Linked DNA regions of Mus musculus: regions 1, 2, 3 and 4 are each linked to region 5. The links are chromatin loops, found by intact Hi-C in ENCODE. Cell type or tissue: left cerebral cortex. All regions are shown on one strand.

Region 1 (5,000 bases), 340 kb before region 5:
AGATTTAGAATGAGGATTCTGTCTTTAACATTACTTGATATTTTCTGTACTTAATTTTTTTTTTTTTTTTTTTTGATAAATAAAACCCTTGAAACATGTTTGGTGTTGAACACTGAGCTTTGGATAGAGATATGGAGGCAACAGGTACATTTATCCCTCTGGCTCACTCTTACCCCACTCCTTGTATGATATGTAGTATAAATGAGCACCACGTGGAGATGGCTGGTTTGGCAGTAGAAAGTTTGGTCCTTTAAGGGAAAACTAATGCTGATTTGAGAAATCCATGTAGCCTAATTTGTCTTAACCTTGTGTGGTGTATTTAGAAGGAAAATCTAGCTTCTAGCTCTTCATAAAAACTTACTCATACTGATCCATTATTTTTCTGAAAGACAAATGTTAATAGACATCTTCCTGATGGAGTCTTCGTGTTTCACTAAAAGCTGCCTGCCTTGAAAGATAAATGTTGTTTTCTTGGTCTAACTGTGATGATATTGCTTTGCCAACAAAGCTGGCCGTAGCATGCTTTTTACCAAATGTGAGTGAGTTTGAAGGAGCAAATCGTCACTTTTTTTTTTTTTAAAGATTTATTTATTTATTATATGTAAGTACACTGTAGCTGTCTTCAGACACTCCAGAAGAGGGAGTCAGATCTCGTTAGGGATGGTTGTGAGCCACCATCTGGTTGCTGGGATTTGAACTCTGGACCTTCGGAAGAGCAGTCGGGTGCTCTTACCCACTGAGCCATCTCACCAGCCCCAATCGTCATGTTTTTAAACAATGTAATATTTCTATTAACTCTTTGAGAATTTCATGCAATGTAATTTGACTATATTTACCCCATTCCTCCTCTTAATTCCACCCAGATCCATTCCTTATTCCCAACCCTTCCCAACTTCATGCTCTTTAATAAATAAATAAATAAATAAAATAACTTACCAAGTCCATCTATACTGGGTATGGGACTCTCCACTGAATGGGGGAATCCTACTAGGGATTTCAAAATAAAAATAAAAAACCCAACTGTCTCTTTTTCTCTTCTCTTCCAAAGGACATCAATTATCAGTGGGGTTTGAGGCCTCCTGCCTCTGTGCTGCATGGCTTGACCTTGTGCAGACAACACAGCCATCTTGAGTTCATGGGTGTAGTGACCATGGGATGTCCAGAAGACACCGTTTTTTTCTGGTTCTCCCTGCCCTCTGGCTTTTACAACCCTTCCACCTTCTCTTCTGCAAGGGTCCCTGAGCCAGGGGTGGAGAAGAGCAGGGTAGCAGAGGGTGTGATGCTGATAGCCCGTTTGTGGCTGAGCTCCAGGGGTACTTAGTTTTTGCACTTGGTTCAGCTATAAGTTTCTGTGTTAGCCATGAGCTGCAGAGAAACTTCTCTGATGAGGTCTGGGAGCTGCACACACCCACATTGACCTCTTTGGAAAGTAGCATTTATATGGAGCAAGTTTTAAAAAGGATGCATTTAGTTGCTATGAAACCAGTAAAGACTATCTGTCCAAGCTGTAATCTCAGATTGTGTCCCATTATGTAACATTGTGCACTATTTAAACTTTAAGTCCTTTATAGTCTGAATTTGATATTAATGTTTACTCATGAGATACATCAAATATTCTCCTTCAAAGGTTTTGGTTTGTTCAGGAAAGATATCTGAGTAAACAAAAGTGCTTTCTGAGTAAGCCTGAGCACTTGAATTTGCTTCTTAGACCCCAAAGGAAGGAAGGAGAGAATGCCTACTGAAAGTTGTCACCTGAACACAGTGCACGCGTTGCACATGCATGAGCACACATATGGGTGGGGGTGGGGGGACGAGATGCAAATACATTCTTAGAAGATGTTTAAGTTCTTTAAATATTAAAATAGTTTTAAAGTCTGCAGTGGGATTTTGTTTCCTCTTACCAGTAGATGGCACACGTGACACAGCATTTGTCTTGTGTTAGTTTAACACACTCAAATCTTAACTAAATGTCCCAAAGGGACAGTTGCTTTTCTAAGGTCTTGGCTTTGGAAAAAGTCTCACAATAAAGCTTGACTTTAAAAGTCGTGTGCATCTCAGATTGTGTCTCTTTATACAACATTGTACTCTCATTTAAACTTTGAAGTCCTTTACAGTCTCTGATTTGATATCAGTGTCTACTAATGAGAAAAGTTGAACATTCGCCTTAACAAGTTTTAGGCTGGGGCAGTCAGGATGGCTTAGCAGACAAAATGGGTGTTTGAATAGAGCGTCCTAGGTAAACAAGGAAGTGGCATGCTAAGGATTCGGTCCACATACACATGTACAACTACCACGTGCTCCATACTGTGAAGATGTATCCACCCAAACTAAAAGTTCTATGTTCATGGTGCTTATATGGTTTCTCTTACTTTTCTAAAATGCTATTAGGAGAGGTGATAGAAGGAAGAACATCTTCTTGTTCCCAAAGAATAAGAATATGTTCTCTTCTCTCAATGATATTTTTATTTCTTGAAAATTTCATACATACTTTGGAAATATTAACCTCCTCTCACCCAACTCCTTTGTCTTTCCCTCCCTGACTACTCAACTGTGAGTCCAAGCCCCCGACCCACTCTTCACCATGGATTCTAGTGTGTGTTGCCCAGCTAGGTTTTGGAGTGGGGCCTACCCACTCTCTCTTATTAACTAGTATGGAACACTAAGTAAGAAATATACTTGCTTCAGTGAGCTTCTGGCCTTTGTATAGTGTGCTACATATAAAGACTTGAACTAGGCCTAGATTGGGTAGAGTTCAGGTTTTTCTTGCTCTGGAATTCCATGACTTAACAAGTAGACTGAGAATTCTTATTTTTGTTTCCCTCCCCATGGCTAAAAATGAGAGTGATTAGTGTTGAAAATTAGTTGTTCACAGTAAAAGCCTTAAATCTTTATAGCAAGATGTCCCATCTCCTTTACCTTCTAGTGTAGCCAATATCAGTTTTAGACAGTGAGATTGTTGTAGATGCTTGTCACCTAAGCTTATATATCAGCTTTTAATATTAGACTAATGTAAACATTTCCCCCTTGTGCCAATTAACCTATAAATTATAAAATAGAAACAGAGAAAGCATGAAAAGAAAATTTTAAAACATTGAATTTTTAAGAAAAAGTAAACTTTGAGCCAAATGATTAAGTAAATTGAATTTTGGAGATGATAGTTGCAAAGTAAGGAGTAATAATTACTAAATTTCTCCTCATCTACTCTCAGGAAGGGTTTAAAGGCTTAACATGGTAGTGTGGCTCCACTATACACTGCTGATAGAATATCAGCTTCTATTAAGAGCTACGTTTCCCAGTGGAATCCAACGGCTTCATCAGCTACCTCTCATATACATGAAGGAGATCACAAATCCCTGGCTCTGACTTAGCACCTGGAAGCCCAGCTGTCTACTCAGGATAATTATTGTATACAGCTCTTATAGGTCTCCTTTTTCAATTAATTGACCAAACGCTTACTTTTGATATTTTGTTGATGGTGTTGCCTTAATAGTAGAAGGCTTGATTAGTCTACATATTTGGAGATACCTTTGTATCAAGTTGACTCGATTAAGTAAACCATTTGTGTTTGAGGAAATGGTTAACAGTTTGTTCACGTAGCCTAATATAGTCTTCTGTTCATGATTGTCCATCCTGTAGGTGATACCTTTTTCTGTAAGGAGAGGCAGCAGAGTGTGTGTTTGTTTGTGGGGATACCTGTAACTGTTGGGTCCCACAGCATTAGCTTATAGGGTTTTGTTTTGTTTTCTTCATAGTTGAGGTGCTATCTTTGTGTGTTATTACTGGCAACACACCAACCTTCCTGGTAGAAATCCAATGCTCTGGCCCCAGGCTTTCTGGGCAGCTTGGTAATATAATAATTCCCTAAATGTATTAAATGGCTAATCCCTGAATGTTGAAAATTAGAAATGGCTATAAAGTAGAATCAGTAGTAGTAAGAAAGGTTAATGCCAAGCAAATTCATACTAAGTAAAATTAAATTAGAAGGTAGCATTTATCCAAGTTTATCTTTAACTTCATTTTCCTTATAGGCTGTGACAACTAGTCAGCATGGATATCATCAGCCAAGAATTTTTGTTTGTATTTAGCCAGTATAGGTTTATTGTTTTGGAAGGGGTCTACTATGATGTAAAATAGACATTAGACTCTTAAGTTTTACATGCTCTCCCCCTTTCTTATCAAACAGTTCGAGTCCGGAGAAAATCAAGGCGGCGATCACAGTGGGGTAAAGGAATTATTAAGAAAAGGAAAGTCAATAATTTAAAGAAAGATGAGGAAGACACCAAGTTTACAGACTATGACCATACAGAGGACAGGAAGTTGCTGGAGAATGGAGAGTTTGAGGTAAGCACTGATTGCCATGAGGAAAATGGAGAAGAGACTGGAGACTTATCTATGACCAACGATGAATCTTCATGTGACATCATGGATATGGACCAGGGTCAGAGGCTGAATAGTGGAGCGGGCACCAAAGAGAACTTTGCATCAACAGAAGAGGAGAGTTCAAATGAATCTCTGCTCGTCCACAGTAGCAGTTCCCTCAACCCCGAGCAGACATCTAAGAAAGAGCCCTTCCTTAAAGGCACCTGTCTAAATGGTGAGGCTTCCACTGACAGCTCTGAAGGAATTCCTGTTCTGGAGTGTCAGAATGGCAGAGTTCTTGAAGTAGTTCCTCTGCCTGATGGTGGAGAAAAGTCTAGTTCTGAACAAAAGATTGCTCTGGAGGAACAACTAAAAGACAAACCAGAAACATGGAATGAAAATCGTGGAGATGCTGCTGAGAAGCTAGAAGTGCTGGAATGTAGCAGTAGTGAGAAGCCCGAGCCTGGCCCTGATGCAGAGGGGAAAGAGACAGAGCTGGATAGAGAAGGTAGGGCTAAAGTCTTAGCACAGTTTCTGAAGGGTTAAATGCCACAGTTAATTCGTTACCTATTTTGTCTGCTTTCTAGGAGAAACAACAGATTCTCAGAGGGGAGTGGCCATTAACATCTTACAGTCCAATC
Region 2 (5,000 bases), 230 kb before region 5:
CCAGGAGCCGTGAAAGGTCAGAGCTGCCAGAGGAGGACCAAGATGCTGCAGAAGAAATTCCAGTCCTGGGGCTAGAGCATCCTGGTGCTCATGCAACTATGCTCAAGCCAATAACATCTCCCCGGAAGTGTGGCTTGAGAAACTTGGTGTCCCACACATCCTAAGCCCAGCGTCTGGGCTTCTGCAGACTCATGGGTCAGGGCCTCTAGAGAAGAACAGAGCACCCAGCTAGTCAGTGTGTCTCTGTCAGCTGATGAACACTCACCTGGATTGTCGCTCTCCCTCATCTGTTTGGAGGGCGGCTCATCAGTGTCCCAGGGCGTGGACTGATTGACAGGCGTCTGCCCCCATCGGATGCTGGTCGTGAGTCCTTGAGACTGATTGTCAGCTTTGGAGATGCCGGGAGCCTGTGGGGAAGCAGAAGAGAATGGTAAGCATGGGCTGTTCTAGGACCGTGTCTGGAACATGTTCCCTCAGCAGTATCCTTGAAACGTGAGCTTTATCTACTGGGCTCATGAGGGGAGAGAGAGAGAGAGAGAGAGAGAGAGAGAGAGAGAGAGAGAGAGAGAGAGAGAGCACAAGAGTGCCTGTATCCAGCCCCACTAACCCTGGGACCCTTGCCTCTTTTCCCAGAGGGATCATGGGATATCAGGACAGAGTATCTGCAGGTTTGCATCTGATGAGCCCCTGGCCTCCAGGAACTCTAAGCCAGTGCCTTACCATGTATCTCTATAGCAGCCTATCCCAGGGGACTAGTGTAACTGATAGAGCACTCTATACTCTGGTTGGAGGGACACCTCGGCCCTCAGACTGTCAGTCACCCACGATAACCCAAATGCTACCCACGTATCCAGGGCATGTGCTGAGAGCACTGACTGTACCTGCTTATTCTCAGACTACCAGGACTTGTGGCTTTGACAGAGAATTCCTAATGAGGTAGCAAATGTTCTGCAGAATACCACCATCAGGTGGCAAGCGAGGGCCACTGCATGATCATCCCCAGTTTCCCACACTGTTTGTTTACACATGCTCTTGGGATCCAGGTGTCCCATGGAGAAAGGGAGGGAGTTATGGGAGTTGGCTGGACAGGTCAGGCTACAGCCCCAGGTAGGAAGGACCCAGGGCACCTCAGAGAGTGCTGTTGTGAGCTCACTTTCTGAGATGAACAAGAGACAGGCCCTCAGAATGAAAGCAAACCTCAGGTGACACTGGCCTCCCCCAGACACAGTTCCTGAGAGGACATTGGTTACTAAGAAGTATACTGTCTAGAAATTTATAATGAGAAGGCACAGTGTTCCCACTGTGATTTGATGAGGAAAACCAGACCACAAGATTAGACCCGTGTGATCTCCCTATGAACTGTCCTGGTGCTGACCAATGAGAGATGGACGACCCAAATGTTGGCGAGACATTATCCTTGGATGAGAGGATTATGGGTGTCTTCTTCTCTACACTCGTATGCATTTCTCAAAATGAATGGTTCTGGGGACTGAACTCAGGGTACTGTACCAGTTTTACAGGTGTTCTACCACTGACCCCACCCCCAGATTTTTTTTTAAAAGGGTTTGTATTCCGGCCTGCCCTTGAACCCACGGCCTTCCTATCTCTCACTACCAAGTGCTTGGATTGCAGTTGTGTATCACTACATCTAAAGACTAAATTTCCTTCAATGGCCGTTATTTATAAATAGTTTTAAAATCCTAAACATACTGTAGAGGCTGGGATAAGAAAACTGGGATACAAAGGGGGCGAGGATCTCTGTGGCGTTGGCTTTGAGATGAGTCATAACAGCTCCTAAACACCCAGTCAGGCCTGTGGCAGCATGAGAACTGGGATGAGGGGCAGACGTTCTCCAGGGACTCTCAGAAGCATCTTCAGATGAAAGTCACATTTCTTATAGCATGTTCTGGTGAGTGCCTGACTCAGTGATGAAGCTGGAGGCAGAGCTCCCTGTGCGGCCCTTGTGCAGGGTGAGTCCCCTGGGTAACGTGGTCAGGAGGCTGGGCAGGGCTTCTGGAGTTTTGCTGGATCACACTTTGGTACACGGTGCCTTGTAGCAGGGCCTGCTGAGAGAGCAGGAGCCAGGCAGCATTGAGACCCGGGCGGAACTGAGCTAATTGCATTAGGCTGCACTTTACCTCTGGCCTGTACTTCAAATGCTCCGCTTCTGTGAACAGAACATGAGCAGAGGAAGAGTCTCCCAAGCACTCACATTCTTTCTGCTCTGTGTTAGCAACATCTTAAGCTGATCAGACAAGCATCCTGACCAGAGGCCCTTCTCTTGCTTGTGGCATGGATGAGGAGGTGGGGGTGGGGAGTAGTATACAAAAGGGGAATATAGCCATATTGGGAGAGAGCCATAATCGTGATGACGCATAGGAAATATTGGGGAGGCCTTCTCAGAGTTCTCTTAAGAGTCAACTTTTAACACATGCTCCGTCTGGAGGCAGAAACCATCTAGCAAGCTGCAGTCCTTCCTCTATTCCCAGGTTCCAGGATCCTGGTGGGTTTTGAGACACAGAAATTGTTCTTGAAATCTGAGGCACCTGAGCGGGAAGGAGGCTATGCTTTGCCTATTCAAGAGCCTTGTCTAGAGGGCACATTTGGATGCTGGGACCCCGCCCCCATTCTCCAGCCTCCTAGCTAGCAAGCCTGTTGGCTGACAATGTGGAAACCTTTTCTGTCAGGAGGGGGCGCTGCAGCTCCTCTCTGCTGCCCATAACCCAGAGGTTTCCCAGATAGCAAACAGCTTGGTTTAAGATTTCTGAGTCCTCTCCCTGCACTGCTGGATCTCAGTTTTCTTGAGTTTGGGTCATCAGGTTCTGTGCTATAAAACTGGGAGTTCTAATGTTGGCCCCCAAATTAGAGGGGTTTCTGAACTTGAAAAATAGCACACTTCTCCCCACAAATAAGCTTATGCACCGGCTTATTCATGTCTTGGCAAATAACTATTGGGCTGGGGTCTTGTTTTATGAACCGGCCAGGGCAGTGGTGAGGTGGGTGATGGTAATCAGACCCAGGCCTTGCTCTCAGATGGACCAGCGGGTAAATGCCTCTGAACAATGCAACCCCCCCTGTACCCCAAACAGAAGCAGGGTACTCTGGGTCTGCATAGGCTGATCCAGAGCCATGGGAGGGTGGTGTTGGTGGTGGTGGTGGTGATGGTGGTGGGGGTGGTGATGGTGATGGGGGTAGATGACTACCCAGCTGCCAGCCTCCTGTTTGTCTCTGTGTCTATTATGAAATACAAGTGTTTCTTAGAGTAAAGAAAGCCGCTCTGAAGTTCATTCCCCGCCCCTTTAGGAATGATAAATAAAACCACTCACATTCTTTCTGCTCTGCGCTAGCAACATCTTAAGCTGCAAGCAATTTGCAGTTCAGAAATTTTATTTTATTAAAGCAGTCAAGTGAATATTCCTTTCTTGATTCTGTCAACAAACAACTTAGATGCAGGAGTGCCCTTTGCTGAGAGGCCCAGGGCTTCCAGGTGAGCCATATATGGACTGACCAGTAGTATGTGAGGCAGGGAGACTGACCACAGGGGCCTCTCTTCCTGTCAAGGGTTCTAGACCCCCACCCCCCGAATAAGCACATGCAGATGCAGACTCCAAAGGTCTGGGACCCTGTATGGATCTGTGATTCTAGCTCTGAATTTCCCTATCATAGTCTTGAATTCTCACACATCTGGAATCCCAAGGAGCAATCCAGGCTTTTCTTGAGCTCAAATGAGGGCTTGCCTTAGAGAAGGAGAGCAGGACTGAGGTGGGGGAGGGGGTGGAAGAGGGGGTGGGGGTGGGGTTGGGTAGAGGGTGGGCTGCCAGTACAAGAAAGACCAGCTTCCCTGAAGAAATGGGCTGGGCAGGGCCTCCTTCACTTCCCATTTTCTTCCGCTGTCACTCTCTGGGACATCTGGGAAGCCACCTTTCCCTGGCCCTGGCTTCTGTTCCGGTAAAGTGATGGTATTCATCAGGAGAGGCCAGCCATTATAGCTCTCCCTTGCTGGCTCTGCAGGCTGGCCCTATCTGCCCATCACTGGGCTTGAGCTGGTTTTCCCCCAGCTTCCCTTTAATGAGATGCTAATGGGATGCATCATTAACACAGCAGCTTTTTAAACCTCGGCTCTTGTAAATTTTCAAAGGTCACATTTTTACGGTGGCTGACAGCATCCTGCTTCTTTCAGAGACTGAAGAACACTAAAGACCTGGGTCCTTTATGGCTGAAACTCTGTGAGGTGGCTGCACAGGCTGAAAGCACCTGCTGGCATTGGGCTGCCCTCCCAGAGCCCCCAGCAGCTTCCCAGAGCAGGAGGGTTACCCTCTTCCAGCCTGGGGAGACCAGGTACAGAGTTTCACAGGATCCACAGTGTTGCTCTCAGAATACAAAGATCCCTGGAAGAGGGGTCGAGGGAGATGGCACCAGCTGGGAGGCAGAGGTACTTGAACTCCCATGGAAGGCCTTCTGCTTCCTCTGGACATTCACACGTCTACTGCAGCCAGACAGCCTGTTTTCTGCTGGTCAGTCCAACCAGAAAGAGGACTTATCTCTACTTTGCACAAAAACATCACAAATATTTGAGGCGACCAAGTGGTCAGGAAGGTTTGAGCGATGATGGGAATTCAGAGTCCCATCTCAACTCTCCATCACCACAGTGCTCTGCACACTGCCAGGAGGTCCTGTTGACCCGGTCCTGCCAGGCAGACTCCATGAAGACCTGGCCCAACAGGTGCTATGCCTGGCATAGCTCTCCGCAGGACGAGAGCAGTGACATCACTTCTCATTTAAGGAATGAATGACTCTGCAGCGCGTGCTTCAGGAGGAAGCGTGACACACACAGGCCATGGGGCAGAGGCATGGATAATCTGCTTCTCCTTGCTGGGGACCACTGGCTGACTCCATAGCCCTGGAGGCTACTGGAGGCTGCTCAGAGGCTTGGCTAACCTAATCCACTTACAATAACCAGAAAGTGTTGATCCCCCTCCACCTCTCCTTGAGTGCCTAGG
Region 3 (5,000 bases), 110 kb before region 5:
ACTCAGCCCGTCATCTCCTGACCCCCAGCTTTCGTGGATATAAACTTTCTGACCTTAACCATGGAAACTACAGGGTAGCCATGGAGCAGTTAGCGCTGGAGAAGCCAGCTACAGAGTCCCAGCAACTCTTGGGCCCTGGGCTCTGCTCTATAAAAGACTGTGGCTGTTAGCCACAGAGCACTAGCTTCATTTTGCTCCAAATGAGAGGATTTATTTCTTTAAGGATTGAGTATTAATTGTCTTTTTTTTTAATTCAGTAAGCGTTGAATGAAAACCACTTCTAAAATGTGTTAGACCTGTATGACCACAGATTGTTCCAAAGAACACTTCACTGCCTCGGCTACTCTCAAGTGAGTAGCCTCTGACCAGGCTCCCAGGATTCACTGTGAAGGATGAATGGCTCCTGCTCCTCATCTTCGGCTAGCTCCAAGAGTGATCTTCTGTGGCCTTCACAGGCAGTATGATAGAGCAAGACGATCCTAAGAAGAGGGAGTGGGGCTTGGTGGGCAGAGCATGTTGGTATGTAATTCATATGGCCCCACCCCTTCAAACATAAACAGAGATAACAATGTGGGCAAGGTCTGGAGCTATTGGAGACTCAGGTCTGGGAGCTGGGCTCAAAGGAGCTTATCTTTTCCCCTCCCCCTCACTGGTATCTGCTGTGGCCCTTCTCTCTCAGGATCTTGGTGAGAGCCAGAGCACACATGAGGACGGCCCCTAACCGAAGTGAAGGAGCCATGAGTCCACAGTGCTGTACTGTGGATAACAGGGCTTTGACAGTCTTGGTTTGGCTCCCAAGGCCAGTGACGGTGACAGTGACATGATGATGAACATTCATGAATCCCACACACCACTGATGGATGGAAGGAACATCTTTGGCCAGTCTGAGTATCTAAAACCTAAGCATTTCCGGTCTAATTGGCAGTGATCACAGCCAACAGCTAAAGGAACATGTATCTTAAGTGACCATTAGTCCAACGTCTGCATGCAGATGGAGTCACTGAGGAGCAGGCAATTTGTCAAAGGTCAGAGCCACACTACAGCCCTAGCAAGAGAGCAAGGGGTGGGTTGGATCTCCTTTATCACCCCCCCCCGCCCCCCACCTCCCAACCCAGGGCTCAGGTCCCTTGGGTCCTCCAGGCAGGCAGCAGTTTCTGTGTTGCTCTCCCCTGCTGCTGTCCTGTGCATTTTAATTGCTTACACTTTCTCTTCTCATACCCTGGGGTAATTTTACAAAGGGCACAACTCTGACATTCAAAAAAAGCACATATATTCTCAGGCCATTTAAATCCCTTTGATTAAAGAGGAAAATAACAATTGCAAGAGAGACCTGTGCACACATGTGCACGTGTACACACACACACACACACACACACACACACACACACACGCTTAATCCTGACTAGTCCATACAGTCCTGAGTGTCAATGGGATTTTAACCACTTGAACCACACCGAAAGAATCACCCACAGGGGGTCACAGAGGAGAGACCCATGAGGGCTAAAATCACAGGGCAGTCTGGCTGCTCTTTCTTGGTGTCTTGAGAGTCAGTAGTCTGACTGCTTTTATAGGAAGTATTCAGACACAACACCCGAACAGTGCAGATTAGGGCTTCCTTAGGGGTGGGGGGGGTCACAAAGGGTGCAGTTGGGGCACAGTCCTTGTAAGCATATGGAGTGGCTATCAGCCTAACAGCATGAGACTAAAAGGCAAGCAAGCAAAGGAGTTAGAGGGTGTTTGAATACTCACTGACCGCCCAGTGACGTGAGCAGGTTGGTCAGACAGGTGGGTTTACGGGGCTTTGCTTTCTTGTGTGTGTGTCTGCCCTCTCCAGGCCTCAGGTCAATAACCGCTTCTCAGGAGCCAGAAAGTCTGGGGCCAACACAAAGGGAAGTAGTGGATGGGGTGGGGGTGCTGAAAAACTTGCCTCCCTCACAGGAGAACCGCCCACCAGCGAGCATGTACAGCAGTCTCAGGAACACACTGTTCTCTTTGTTGGAGCAGAAATCTGTTCAGTGCTGATTATGCAGGCCGATGAGTGGGCCTCTCTCATTTTTTCCTCTAATCTGGAGTCCTGCTCAGCGAGCACAATCGCAGACAAACGATCCTGGAAACAGAATAAGCTTTCTTGCCATCCCCTGTTCCGGAAGCATTGCGAATGCCTGCATCTCTTACTCCCAAGCAGAGGTACACCACTGACTAGACTTCAGGACCTCTGAGTCCCAGCCAGGGGACCTCACACCATGGAAAGACTGTCCTTCTGACCTGCCTCTAACAATGGAATCCAGTGCCCAGGAATGAGCAGCAGACAGTCTTCAGAGGAAGACGGTCAGCTTCAAAATGCAGGTGATGTTTTAAAAGCCACTACGCTAAAAGGCATGTCCAAAACAAATCACTCACTCCTCTGGTTTGGGATATTGGCCTCGAAGGGGGTCGACGGAAATGTTCCTTTTCCTGACAGGGATGTATGCAGCAGGGGTGGGCACAGGTCTCTGCAAGACTGATTGAATTGCATGCCATAGAATTGGACTTTTATCTGTATAAAAGTTATAAGAAGATTCCTGTGTAGAGGAGTTTCAGGCCATCTGACATGTAAGGTAAGATATGCAGGTCAGAGAACTTTCTGAATAAGAATAGCAACATTGTAAAGGTTCAAAAAATAGTTTTACTCTTTGCAAAGGGTAACGGAAAAGCTTAGTAAATAAAAAAAGATCTAATTATTTAAATTCTTTTGTCAGTCCATGCTTTCAACCCATACATCAGGGACAGCGCCCAGCAATTAATGAACAGAGTGAGTCTGATCCAAAGTGGTGCCCTGCGTGTTCACACAGCAGGAGAATTTCCATGCTGTCAGTCCTCACCTTATAGAGTCTGCCTGTGCTGGGCCAGTCTCATCCTCAAACCCGCCCCCACAGTGCCTCGAAGCTAGGTTCCCATCAATGCGGATGACTCCCAACTACAGACCCAGAGGAGCACACAGCCCATCAAGAAACAGAACCCAAGATCTCCATCCAGCCTGCAAACGAAAGCTGGTTCCCGGGATCATATGGGGAGGCTCCAGGTACTAGTGGCATGAGTCTGAACCAGCAGCCTCTCTGAGACTCAGAGGGACTTCTACATCCCAGATTGCCAAGATGACCCAGGTCATTCCAGGACTGCTGCCCCTAAACTAGTACAGGAAGCAATTTGAGCTCATCAAGATGGTCACAGCAAGCCCAAGACGGGAGATGCTCTGTAGCAGACAAGCAAGCAGATGCCAGTCCCACTTCTGTACTCAGGGAAAAAGCAGCATAATCACGATTTATCAAAACATTCAAATCTCGGGAGGCATGTCAGAGTGCAGCCTCGTGCAGTGGTCAGAGTGCAGCCTCGTGCAACGAACTCAGAAAGGCTGTTTAACGCCATGTGCGTGATTTGAGATCTGGATTTTCACCCCCTACATCCAAATTGATTGAAAGAGATATGGGGTTGGAGAAATTAGGTTTTTAAAAATTATGCTTCCAAACATGTAAGTGTCCAGTTTTTTAAAAGCAAAAAATAAACCTAGACAACAATTCCCGAAATACCGAATAGGTTCTTAAATCAAAAAAAAAGTATGTTAAAGGGACTTCCGAGTCACAGCTGTTGTCTAAAACATCAACATTATGTCATCACTGTTAGATATTTCTTCAACTTTCACGGGGGCAGGGGATAGGGAGGGGGAAGATGATGGGTGATAATTAGTGATCTCTAAGCAGTGAGGACATGGTTTTCCTGATGCTGATTGCAGCTGTCAGAAACACAAAGCTAGGACTTAATAAAATGCAACCAGGTGGAAGTGTAAATGCACAAAGCACAATGCATCGCGTGCACTGAGATAAGCAGAAACCACAGTAGCAAAATGTTCTCCGTGCCTCGCAATGCTTAACCCGTAGCTTCGTCCTCTCCACCCTTTCTTCTGACCAGTTAAGAGTTCTTCACATTCTTCCTAGACTTCAGACGTCTGCTGCTTACCTCGCTTCTCCCTCTTCCCTAAAGACATCCCAGGCACCTGCCTCTGGGCATTCTTGTCTACCACGAATGTATCCCACTGTGTCCTTCCTTGCGGGTGCACTGTCTAAGTACCATCTCCTTCTTTTCTGCTTCCCTGGCCATGCTGTGAAATGCTACAAAGAGAGATTCTCAACCGCTGTTAACTCTTTGGTGGAAAGCTCACACTCTGCTGACTGTTGAAGGGGGCAGCAACAAGAATTTGCAGGTACAAGAGCATCACATAGAGCAAGACTCTTACAGTGCTGAGCCCAGAATAAACACACTCAACAATCCAGTAGGCTACTTCCCTAACGAAAGCCAAGGTGCCCTACTCATGTGTTCTCCGAACCTTGATAAGTCATCTAGAAGCAGCACATGGGGAAAGATGTGTCACAACCACAGCAAGGTTGCTCCACTGCACTTGTACCCTTACCTCCTAGGAAATGGCCCAGAGCCACCTTTGGCTTTAATGACCTTAGGGACATACATGTTCTGCTCCAAGTCCCTGCTGCCTGAAGATCTATCTCGCTGGATATGGATAGGGTACATTTGTAACCCCAGCGTCTGGGAGGCTGAACATGAAGCAGGGGATTTCCATAAGACTGAAACCTGCATGGCCTACATAGTGAGACCATGTTCAATTCTAAGAAGGTGTGTGTGTGTGTGTGTGTGTATGTGTGTGTGTGATTCTCTGTGTGTAAACCCATGTAAGAGTATAGACACATATATTACACAGAACATGTGTGTTCAGAAGACACCTCAGGTGCCCTTCCTTGGCGTCTACCTTGCTTGACACAGACTCTTGTTTTGTTGCTGCATAGAAGCAGGGCAGCTGAACTGCGTGCTTCTAAAGGTTCTCACATCTCTGCCTCCTGTCTCCTTGTAGGAGTTCTGGGACTGTAGACACATGCTACTGTTCTCAGCTTTATGTGGGTTCTGGGGATTAGATCACGACAGCCCCTCATGCTTGCAGAGTAAGATCTTTACCC
Region 4 (5,000 bases), 120 kb before region 5:
CCTGTGTAAACCTTGGCGGCTGCTCTGGGAAGTGTGACCATTTGGTCGGGGGTGGGGTGGGGGAGGGGATGATAACGGAGGGCTATACTCTATATGGAGAGAGCTGACTCTCTCACCACGCAGAAGAACTACCTAATAAAGGCGAGCTTGAGCTGGAAAGGGCTAAGGTCCCTCCCCAGAGGCTGGCCACTGGGCTTAGGAGCAAAGAGAATCTGGTTAACCTGGATTCCTGTCCAACTTGAATGGCTCTCTAACCTGTGACCAGGCTCCTAATTATTTTCTGATTAAGCCTTTAAAAAGAAAAATGTATCCGGGAGATGGTTGGCGGTACATGCCTTTAATCCCAACACTTGAAGGGCAGAGAGTTTGAGGCCAGCCTGGTCTACAGAGTGAGTTCCGGGTTAGTCAGGGCTAATAGAGAAACCCTATCTCGACTATCTGGAGAATATCCTGGCCCCCAAAGTACCTAACATGTTCAAAATAAAAAATAGCCACTTTACCGATGGGGATATAGCTTAATGGTAGAATGCTCGCCTAGCGCACGTGAGGTCCTGAACTGAATACCCAGAACTGAGAAAAGAAAAACAAAGACCCAAAAAGCTTCCTTTGTTTATTCTATACCCCAAAGTCAAGGAGCCATCAGCCAAAGCCCTAGAAGAAACTAGCAAAGGATATCATGACATCATAGTACAGAAGCCCTGTGTCTGTTCACTTACACCCTGGGAGGTGTCTGCACAGAACTCTAGTGAGCAGGTCTGGAGAAACTGTGAGGAGCTTTCCTTCAGATGAGAACAATGACCATAGCAAGCTTAAAGAATATGGAGAGAAAAGATTCAGGAAGTCTGTGAAGAGCAGGCACATGGTTCAGCAAGCATGGCCAGCTTTGGCTACTTAGTTTAGGGGCCAATGGGCTAGCTATCTTTCCAGACTCCAGAGAATTTACATACAAATGCTTCTAGTAAGGCGATGGTCCTTTCCTTCTCTTAGTTGGGGAGATAGGGTACTAGAAGATGGTGACTGCCTGGATCCTACAGAATCTATACCCTATACACAAAGTACCGAGGATGAGGGGAGCAGATAGCTGGTCCTCTTCCTAAAAGATTTCCCCAGTATGGTTAGACTAAAACTTTAGGTCTTTAATGGGAGTAAAGATGACAAAGCAAGGAGAAGCCAGAAGATGGGAGTGTGCATCTCCTATATAGGGGAGGTGCATCCCCTATCTCCCGAAGACCCATCCCGGATTCCAAGTACTCAGTGAAGGGCTTGACACAGTTGATCTGACTTTGCTCTCCAAGCTCTATCGCAGCTGTAAAAACTATTGACTGATGATGGATCTTGCACAGGAGGGAAGAGGCTCTCCCAAGGCTACACAGCTCATAACCAGGATCAGACACTGAATTATCTACTGTAGAGCCAGTTCAGCAGCAAGAAGAGCAGCAGCCTGGCCTGAGCAGGCTCCGGAGTGAATGCGTGCCTGCTCAGCCGGTTCGAATGCCTGTAAGTGAGCCTCAAGGGTAAGCTACAGTTGCAGCTTCGGTGTACGGGGGAAGGTGGGGACCCCGACCCCGGGGAAAGCCACGGCATTGGTCGTACCGGAAGGTTTCTTACATGGTTGCAAGAGAAGAGCCTGAAAACGTCCAGTGCATGAACTCTTCTTCTACTTCCTGCACACCACACCCCCATCTCCTTTTCTACAGGTAGGCCAGCCAGGAGGGATTGTGCCCAGGGCCCTCCGAGGGTCCCTCTTGCTTGTTATAGGAGAGCCTCAAGGGAGTCACATGCATCCACCCCCTGCCATTTAACCTGCACATGACCCACCACAGGCCCTTGCTTCCCGTTCCAAGCAGAAGGAATCAGAAGAAACACAGGACACCACCCAGCCATCCCTGTTGATTCTAAGTCTGCAGTGAAGAAAATGTCTGTGAAGACGCAAACATTTGAGTGAGGGAAACCGGGCTGTGGCAGAATTTGTTATGCGGAAACAAAGGACCATTGTTGAAGCCCTCAGTGGCATCTCAGCTTTGGTGGGTGATAATGTAACATTTTTAGCAGCCATAATATTCAGAGAGGGAAAAGATGCAAATGAACAGAACTTTATTTGGGGGTGAGGGGTGTCTTAATACTGTGGCTAAAGTTCCTTTTGCTAAAACATAGAGATATCTTTGATAGGAACTTGTCATAATAAGCCATTTATAAAAAGTGGTCTTAATAAAGGAAAACTTGCACACAGCTGTGACTCAGCTGAAGTGTGGGCTATGTAACTAGTCTCCTGAAGGACACGATGCCTGACATTCATTACCAGCTCTTGCTTCCCCCAGAGGGTTCTATTGGTACCACAGTCTCAGGGCCCAGGAAACAGAGGCCAGGGCAGTGACCTGAACCTTGGCCTCTCATCAGAGGCAGGAATTCCAGGAATCTACTCGCAGAGTCCAGCACAATACGCTCTGTTCTCAATGTCTTCCTCCTCCTGGGAGGCTCTGCTTCTGTCACCAGTAGTCAATGAACCCAGAAGGCTAGACAGAAAGGCCCCTCAACTCCTCTCCCCGCGATGTTCCCACTCCACAGACTAGGCAATCGCCGGGGCTTGTCCCAGGTAGGCCAAGGTGGGCAAAATGAACACAGCACACATCCCCCAGGGTACCTCACTTAGAATCTAAGTGGAATTAAGCAGTTCTCAACCTAGGGTCCCATATCAGATATCCTGCATAGCAGATATTTACATTACGATTCATAACAGTAGGAAAATTACAGTATGAATTAAGTATCAGTGGAATAATCTTATGGTTGGGGGTCACCACAACATGGGGAACTGTACTAAAGGGTTGCAGCATTAGAAAGGTTAAGAACCGCTGCTTTAGATAGATGGGTGGACAGCAGTCTCTCTAACGAGGCTTCACCTTTTGGGATGCTCGCCTTCAGTGGGACTGGGAGGTTTTCAGCTCACACCGGTCTCTCTGTTACTTCTTTGCCTGGCTTTTCTCCTAGTCTGGGTAGGGGAAATCCCAAAGGGGTTAAAATTGACACCCTCTCTGATGACAGATCTAAGGTGGGGTGACAGATCAGAGCTGAGTTCATCCCTCACTCTTCTGGGTGGGCCTGAACTGGCGGTGGTGTATCGGCTGTTTGGAGGTGGTGCTGCCCTGGCCAGCAGGAATTACAGACACCATAGAGGTTGGTTGTGTGGGACTGAGCTTGGGGGTAGGGGGACCCTGAGGGAGGGGCAAATGAGGGGCTGTGGCAGGGATCCTGAAGAGTCTCAAAGGCTGACAAAAAGGAGCTGGACTTTGGCTGTGGAAGGGCCGGAGCTGGGAGGGTGGGGACTGTATAGGTGTGGGCCTGAGAGGAACCCTGAGCTGGAGAGCAACAGTACTGCACTTGAGGATGCAGGAGCCCAGAGCTAGTTCTTTGGAATTGACTGGCATCAGGAACCCAGCCTTTGCCTGTCATGAGGACTGCCCACGTGAAGTCACTACCACAGAGTATTTCCCAAAGGACTCCATGGAGATGACACCTGCCTCTGATGCCTGGGACAAGGGCCCCGCAACCACATGCTGGGGTGTCAGCTGATTCATCAGGAGGGAAGCTTGGGGTGACTATGGTGGTTAGGGGTTGGATGGAACTCTGGACCAGGGTTGTGTGTTAGGTGTGCAGCTGTGGCTTATGCCCAGGGAGGACCACAGATGAGCACAGATAGGACATCACAGAAGGCTGAGAGATGCTCTTGGCCTCAATGCAGATCTGACAGTGTTGAGGTGCCATGCATGGCACACCAGGAGGGGTATCAGTGGGGACTGGGTTGCAGATAGCCTTCCCCAGGATGGAGGAAATCTGTAGTCATTCTCAGAGAGATGGCAAGGCCCAAGCCTTGGCAGGGTGTCCAGGCTGTCTTTCCAGGCCCTCAAGAGGTTTGAGTAAGGCAGCGGGGTGTGGCAGACAGAGGTGGCCAGGCCCGAGTATCCCTCGGCCTTTGCAGAAAGCAGCTCCCCAGTTCTATACAGCCTCGTTTGTGCTCCCTAAGTCCTGTGGCCCAGACATTGATCCTCCCAGAGAACCACTGTGTTCTAATGCCAGCCACCCATGAGGTGTGGCAGGCACAGCTTGTCTTTACTTCCAAGTAGGAAAAATAAAAATGGAAAACGTTTCCACAGTCTCCCTCCCACAAAGAATATTATACAACTCCGCCAGGGCTAGGGGCAGTGTTACGTGAAAGAGAAAGGAGTCAAGGAGTGCCTTTAATGGCTTCTCCACCACCTGGGATCACTGCACAGTTGCTGAGGACGAGTTTTTAGGCTAAGGCCAGGGTCCACAGCAGCGAAGCATGTGTTCCTGAAGACTGTGGCCATGATGGGGAAGGAAGTTCTTAACTCACAAAACTGTACTTCAATATTACTGCAGCTACTAAGTCACAATTACAATTAGCACCTCTATACTAACCCCTTTTGAACATTTATCATGTCACATATATCATCTCATTGAATCCTGGGATTAAACACTCTGACATTGGTATTCACAATGTCTCCATTTTGTAGATAAGAAAACAGAATTAGAGGTAACAAATGACATTTTCATGAAGTGGCCAAGGGGGTCAAGTTTTAAACCTATATAACCTGAGGGAAAGAAATATGCCAACTTCACTCTTCTATCTTCTGATATTTAATCCGATGACACAACTGTTCCATGATATATTATATTATATTATATTATATTATATTATATTATATATACATGTGTGTGTCCACGCACACATATAAGAGGAGAGAGAAGAGGAGAGAGAAGAGGAGAGAGAAGAGGAGAGAGAAGAGGAGAGAGAGAGAGAGAGAGAGAGAGAGAGAGAGAGGTGGGAAGACAAAACGAACAAACAGTATAGCTGAAATAGCAGGGTTATAATGAGTGGTTGGGGTGGGGGAGGGGAACCCATTAGCTGGAGGAGCTTAGGGTGAGGGAGGCAGTGAGATGGGCTGGGATGCTTGCTAGCAAGGACTCTGAAATGTGTGACAGGT
Region 5 (5,000 bases):
CAAATCACATAAACTTTTGGGAACTAGTTAAGGGAGAGAGGGAGTGCTTTCAATTAGGAAGGCGCTGAAGCCAAATCAAATGATAAATGGAAGGGGGAAAGATGGTCCAACTGAAATGGATGCCAAAGATTTATAAGGTTGATTAAGTAAACAAAACCAGAATGGATCGCCATGGAAATGTATGAATATTGAAATAGGCAAGATTTGAATAGACTAATGATTTGCCTCACTTAGACTGACAGGTCTGGATAGTAACTGTGACACACTCCATCAACGCCAACATCTACACTTTAACATCTTTATTCCTAGAAAATAGGGGCTGGACTTAAGGATTCCTCTAGTTAGAGCTTATAAGCAAACTACATCTTCCAGTCTTAAAAAAAATACAGACTCATTTCTCATCTACTTGAAAGAACACAAAACAAAAATGGCTTTATGCATTTGTGTTCTGGATGCGAGGAGCTACGGTGAGCAGAAGTCATTCTCTCGGGATCTTCGCTAGTCTTTGTTCTAATCAACCCCTCACAAAACAGTTCTGGTACGGCTTATCTCCCACATGGAGTATTTGGAGTGTGACCACCATTCATTAGAAACATAACTCAAGAGACCCAACATTAGGACCCTACCCCCACCACATACAGTAGAAACCAATAAGCCTTAATCTATTTGTTTCCATGGCTACCATAGTATATTTTATTTCACTAAAACTCCTAGGTATTTCGTTTGGATTGTTGCTTGCAAATGAAAGTTGGAGATCTACTCATTTCCACAGCTAGGGTAGAAATGGGAAGACTGGACCAAAGGCAATGTTTTTAATTGTGGACTAGTAAGATCCCTGTGCAGAAAAGTTATTAAAATTGGCTAAATGCATCAGCCCATAAGCCAAGTTAAACATTATTAAATTCATATAAGGTTTTAGGGCACACATGCTAGTGATTTCCTGATTTGTAGCAATGTGATAAACCCATTGCACTCCAGAACAATATATGGGAATATAGACACTGTGACTCACTGCTCCAAACGTGTAGGAACAGGCAGACTATCAAATACATGCATGACAAGGAACTCTTAAATTATTATGTCCTTCCTCATAAGCTTTCTCTAAGTGTCAGTATGAGCAATCTATACAATTGTTAAATACCACCCCCCCCCAGTGAAAAATAATTAGAAAGTTAGCTCTCCACCTCCCCCCACACCCTTAATTTAAATTTAAAAAGCCAGGAGTGAGGTAGGCTAATTAAATGTGCTATCACTCATCCTGAACGGAAAGAATTTCTCAAATCTGCCCTCCCCGGGCTGAGTTAGCAGTAAGACCACGGCAGGGGAGAAACTCTGTAGTGACTAGACAAATGGCTTTAAAGAGAATGAAATGAGGATAAATACAGCTGTAACCAGGACAGATCTGTCACTGCAAGAGGAGTCCAAATCCTAGCGTCGCTTAGCTGATGAGGGGCTGGAGCCTGCAGTGGTGGAGCATGAATGTCCCAGAACTGAGGAGTGGAAGTTTCTCGGCAGCCGCAGCCAGGCATCCTCCACGTCTAGTCCCTCCAGCGAAGAGGTCTCGCCTAATGCTACATAAACATCTGCGTTCACGATTTGCCCCAGGCGCGCCGCCTCGCAAACACCATAGGGAGAAACGATGTGCTTCGCAGAGCCGCGCATGTACCAGGACCGGATGCTTCTCACCCACCATCATCCCTGGGGACCCGCGGGAGATCGGTCAACTGACCGCTGCTGCCTTTCGGTTCCAGAGGCCAGCGATGAGAGAGAACGGGCTTCTCAGCAGGCGGACCCAGGCATCCAAGACTCGCGCTTTGCAGTCGCCGGCTCCTGGGAGAACAGCCGCAGGCAGGCAGTGCGTCTCCACCTTCCCCAGGCGACGCACACCGAACCTGCCCCGGGAGCAGCCTCGGAACGAAACTGGGCTGCGGGTTCCGAGATCTGGGCTGGAGCGAGCACGCCTCTCTCCCCTAGGGCCTGGGGCCGACACTGCCCAGCGAGGGCACCAGCGCGCGACCACAGATAACCCTCCTGCCTCCAGGCCACGAAGACCCGGACGTGAGCCCGCGGTCAGCCCGCATGGCCCGTGGCAGTCTGGGCGCGCGGCCACACTCCCACCTACGTGTCTCCGGTCTACTATCCCACACATAAACAACCCCTCTCCACTCGCCACCACCTCCCCGCCCTTCGCATCCCTGAAGCTGTCCTCCCACCTCCAACCCCCGCTGGAAACCACAAGGTGTCAAGGGAATGTAGGGGAGGTCACAACACGGTCTGTGTGGGTTCCATTCAGATGATATTCAAGCTCTTCCACCTCGAAAGTTACTTGGGATCCAGTGAAGAAACCCGGTCCCCAAATGCTGGGTCTAAGAACGCGAGTGGCAGAACCCGTCATCTAGCTTCCCTTGGCACACAGGCGCGCATCTCCCCAACCCGCAGGGCACACGGCCGCCCTGGGGACCAGCTTTCCAGTGCTTTCTGGGTCCCCCGGCACTGCTGGGGCCCTGGGCCGCGCAGGGGGAGGTGGCCAGGAGAGGGGCGCACACGGCTTGGCCCGGCCCAGCGCTACCCGACTCTGGTGTCGTATTTGCTTCTAGCACCTTCGACCACTGCGATAGTTCCCCTAGGCATTCCCTGCATAACACACCCGGGGGCAGGAAGTTTTTTTCCCCCTTTTTTCCATCCCCGGAGCAGCGCAGGCGCAAGGGCTTCTGCAGGCTTGCGAGCTCAGACGCGGGAGGCTCCAGCTCCAGCCGCCGCCACTGCCAGAGCCGAGCCCAGCGTTCCAGGCTCTGGGCCACACTCCCAAGTCCTGCCTGGCCCAGAAGCTACCAGGACCCTGGGAACCCTTACTCCCTCCCCTCTGCCCCGTTAGGCATCCCAAGAGCCCCAACCTGATCCGGCTCTTACCTGCGGCCGCGCCGCTCCAGCCCCGGCCCGACGCGCAGAGAGCCCAGGGTCGCGGATGGGTGCAGGAGGGTTGATGGATAGGGGACGGCGCCGGCGGGTAGCGGTAGCTGGGGCCGCTCGAGTCCTGGCCCGGAGAAACGGATCCAGGTCCACCTCCTCTCGTTCCTGCTCTCCGCCTTCTCCCCTTTTCCCTCCTCCTCCTCCTCCGCCGCCGCCTCCCGGCAGCCCAGGGAGGATGCCCGGGAGAGGGAAGTCAGTCTTTCTGCCTGTCAGCCTGCGCGGCTATGCGCGGTGCGGCGCGGCTCTCATCGAGGCGGCGGCAGCGGCGGCGGCTCCGGCAGCATCGCCCCCGCCCTCTCCCCGCAGCCGCGGCGGCCGCGGGGCTGGGGCTGGCTCCGGGCGCCGGGCTCCGGGCTCGGGCTCCGGGAGGGGGCTGAGCTTAGGCTCGCCAATGACCTGGGCTGCGGACGTGCGCTGGGTAGCCGGAGCCGGGGTTAGAGCTGCTGCTAGATCGGCGGTGGCAGGGACAGCGGCGACGGCGGCGGCGGCGCGGGGATTGGCGCGGCCGCGGCGCGGGGACCATGCTCCCTTCTGGCTCGCTCCTCTCCGGGTACCGTCTGCTTTAGCTGCGAGGGAGGCGGGCTTCGGCGCGCAGCCAGGGACGGGCGGAGCCAATCACAGACGCCCGAGTAGGCGGGGGCGGAGGGTGGGGGAGGCGGGGCGCCCCCGGCCCGGCTCAGCGCTTGGCTCCCGGGGCCCCAGGGATCCCCTGCAGCCGCGCGCCGGGCCCCAGGCTCAATGCCAGCGGGTGTGTCCGTGGTTGGTCCGCCACCCCCGCCCCCTGCAAAGATACCCGGCTCGCCCGGCTCCGTGGCCGCGCCGGTAGACTCACGACGCATGGCCGGGCTGCTGGGCCATGGCCTCCGGGTTCCGAGAGAGCCCGGGCTTCAAGGAAACGGACTGAAGGGAGCTTCCCTGCTGCTCTCAACACCTGAGGAAACTGGTGGAAAAGTTTGAGAAAGAAAAGTCCAATCGTCTTTCAGCTTCCGCCCTCCCTATGACACTCCAGCCTGGAGAAGGAGTAGGGAACGTCCATATCTCTGAAAGACCACCGCGAGCCATGCCAGTCCTGTCTTCTTGCATCTGCCCTGACTTCTGAGCATATGCGAACTTTCCTGTTTTCACAGACCTCCCTGGGTTGCTCAGATCACACAGGCCTGCTTTGACACTCCAGCTGCAGCCAACCCTCCCAAGATCCACACTGACCGAGTCTTCCTCTCTTCATGCTGTCTACGCAGACCCTAACTGGAACACTAAGAGGAAACTTTGGCTGGAGACCTGTGGCTACCGGTGTGGGTGTGAGCTTTTTCATCTCTCCAGCACACTTCTTTTCTGTGCCTGTCTTCCTTGGGTTGCTAACTCTGCAGGTCAGTTTTCTTATTCCCAGACCCACAGAACCCCTCACCTGTTTTGAGATTCAGAGGGAAAGCCTGTGGCTCAGTTCCCCTCCATCTTTCAGGCAAGTCTGAAGGTTAAAGTCTGAAGTTTATAGTCGGTGGGTTCCTTCTTCATTTCTCTTCACCCATACCTCCCCCACCCCATCCACACAAATACTGAGGCCTATTTCAAACTGGGGGCGGGGGTGGGTGGGTAATAGGGGAGGGACATAGCTGTTTTTTAAGGCTGATCTGGGCTGGCTGTCCTGGGAAGGCTTTACTAGGCTCCACTCATGTCTTTGCCAGGGAGGAGGGAGAACTTTTTTCTCTCAGGGGCCTCCTGTGATTGTCAGACCCACAGCTCTGCTGTTTTGGCTGTAAACTCAGTGCAGGGGTTGTGTATCCTTTAATATCTTGTAGGAAGCACAGTACAGTGTCATGGCTGATAAATAATAAATAATAATAATCTGCTGAGGGTAGCAGGAGAACTGTCAGTGAAGAGGGAAGAAGACAGCGGGGAGATGGGCCGTTGGTGTTAGAGTAACTGCATTTGGGGGGGGGGGAGAATCAGATGAAGTTTTAGTGTTCAAAAGCTTGAAAGGTGGGTTAGGGACGCACAGTGTTTGCATCCCAAAGGAATCTACCCCCAAGACA

Evidence for each region. Peaks named below come from ENCODE experiments on the same cell type or tissue, not always from the same donor. Only the 100,000 strongest peaks of a DNase experiment are listed, where the experiment ranks them.
Region 1: a loop joins it to region 5, with 2.8 times the contacts of the local background. A loop is called at or near these places in 2 of 42 quality-filtered maps.
Region 2: a loop joins it to region 5, with 3 times the contacts of the local background. A loop is called at or near these places in 9 of 42 quality-filtered maps.
Region 3: it touches region 5 in a loop (5-fold over the local background); 2 of 42 quality-filtered maps call a loop at or near these places.
Region 4: a loop joins it to region 5, with 2.2 times the contacts of the local background. A loop is called at or near these places in 3 of 42 quality-filtered maps.

The regions. Positions count from the first base shown.
Region 1 is chr12:5,027,310-5,032,309 of GRCm38, forward strand. Atad2b (ATPase family, AAA domain containing 2B) reads left to right here. Exons shown (of 28, transcript NM_001362349.1): 25 at 4,184-4,867. Among named protein-coding and RNA genes, the nearest start is that of Atad2b, 110 kb to the left of the region's middle. In left cerebral cortex, a CTCF peak has its summit at 1,899 (motif pointing right); a DNase peak (open chromatin) is centred at 1,923.
Region 2 is chr12:5,140,302-5,145,301 of GRCm38, forward strand. It overlaps Klhl29 (kelch-like 29), which reads right to left. Exons shown (of 14, transcript NM_001164493.1): 4 at 266-407. Among named protein-coding and RNA genes, the nearest start is that of Gm51980, 140 kb to the right of the region's middle. In left cerebral cortex, CTCF peaks have their summits at 976 (motif pointing left) and 2,693 (motif pointing right); DNase peaks (open chromatin) are centred at 926, 1,891 and 2,685; H3K27ac peaks cover 786 bases.
Region 3 is chr12:5,266,354-5,271,353 of GRCm38, forward strand. All of the region lies in intron 2 of Klhl29 (kelch-like 29), which reads right to left. Among named protein-coding and RNA genes, the nearest start is that of Gm51980, 14 kb to the right of the region's middle. RefSeq lists an enhancer at 85-3,215. In left cerebral cortex, no CTCF peak of the experiment used is centred here; DNase peaks (open chromatin) are centred at 2,000, 2,971 and 3,200; H3K4me3 peaks cover 424 bases; H3K27ac peaks cover 3,773 bases.
Region 4 is chr12:5,247,836-5,252,835 of GRCm38, forward strand. All of the region lies in intron 2 of Klhl29 (kelch-like 29), which reads right to left. Among named protein-coding and RNA genes, the nearest start is that of Gm51980, 32 kb to the right of the region's middle. In left cerebral cortex, a CTCF peak has its summit at 2,329; a DNase peak (open chromatin) is centred at 4,149; H3K27ac peaks cover 868 bases.
Region 5 is chr12:5,372,192-5,377,191 of GRCm38, forward strand. It overlaps Klhl29 (kelch-like 29), which reads right to left and starts at 3,491. Exons shown (of 14, transcript NM_001164493.1): 1 at 2,911-3,491. 2810032G03Rik (RIKEN cDNA 2810032G03 gene) reads left to right here and starts at 3,529. Exons shown (of 2, transcript NR_015579.2): 1 at 3,529-4,337. In left cerebral cortex, a CTCF peak has its summit at 3,126; DNase peaks (open chromatin) are centred at 1,648, 2,254, 2,662, 3,169 and 1 more place; H3K4me3 peaks cover 4,813 bases; H3K27ac peaks cover 3,134 bases.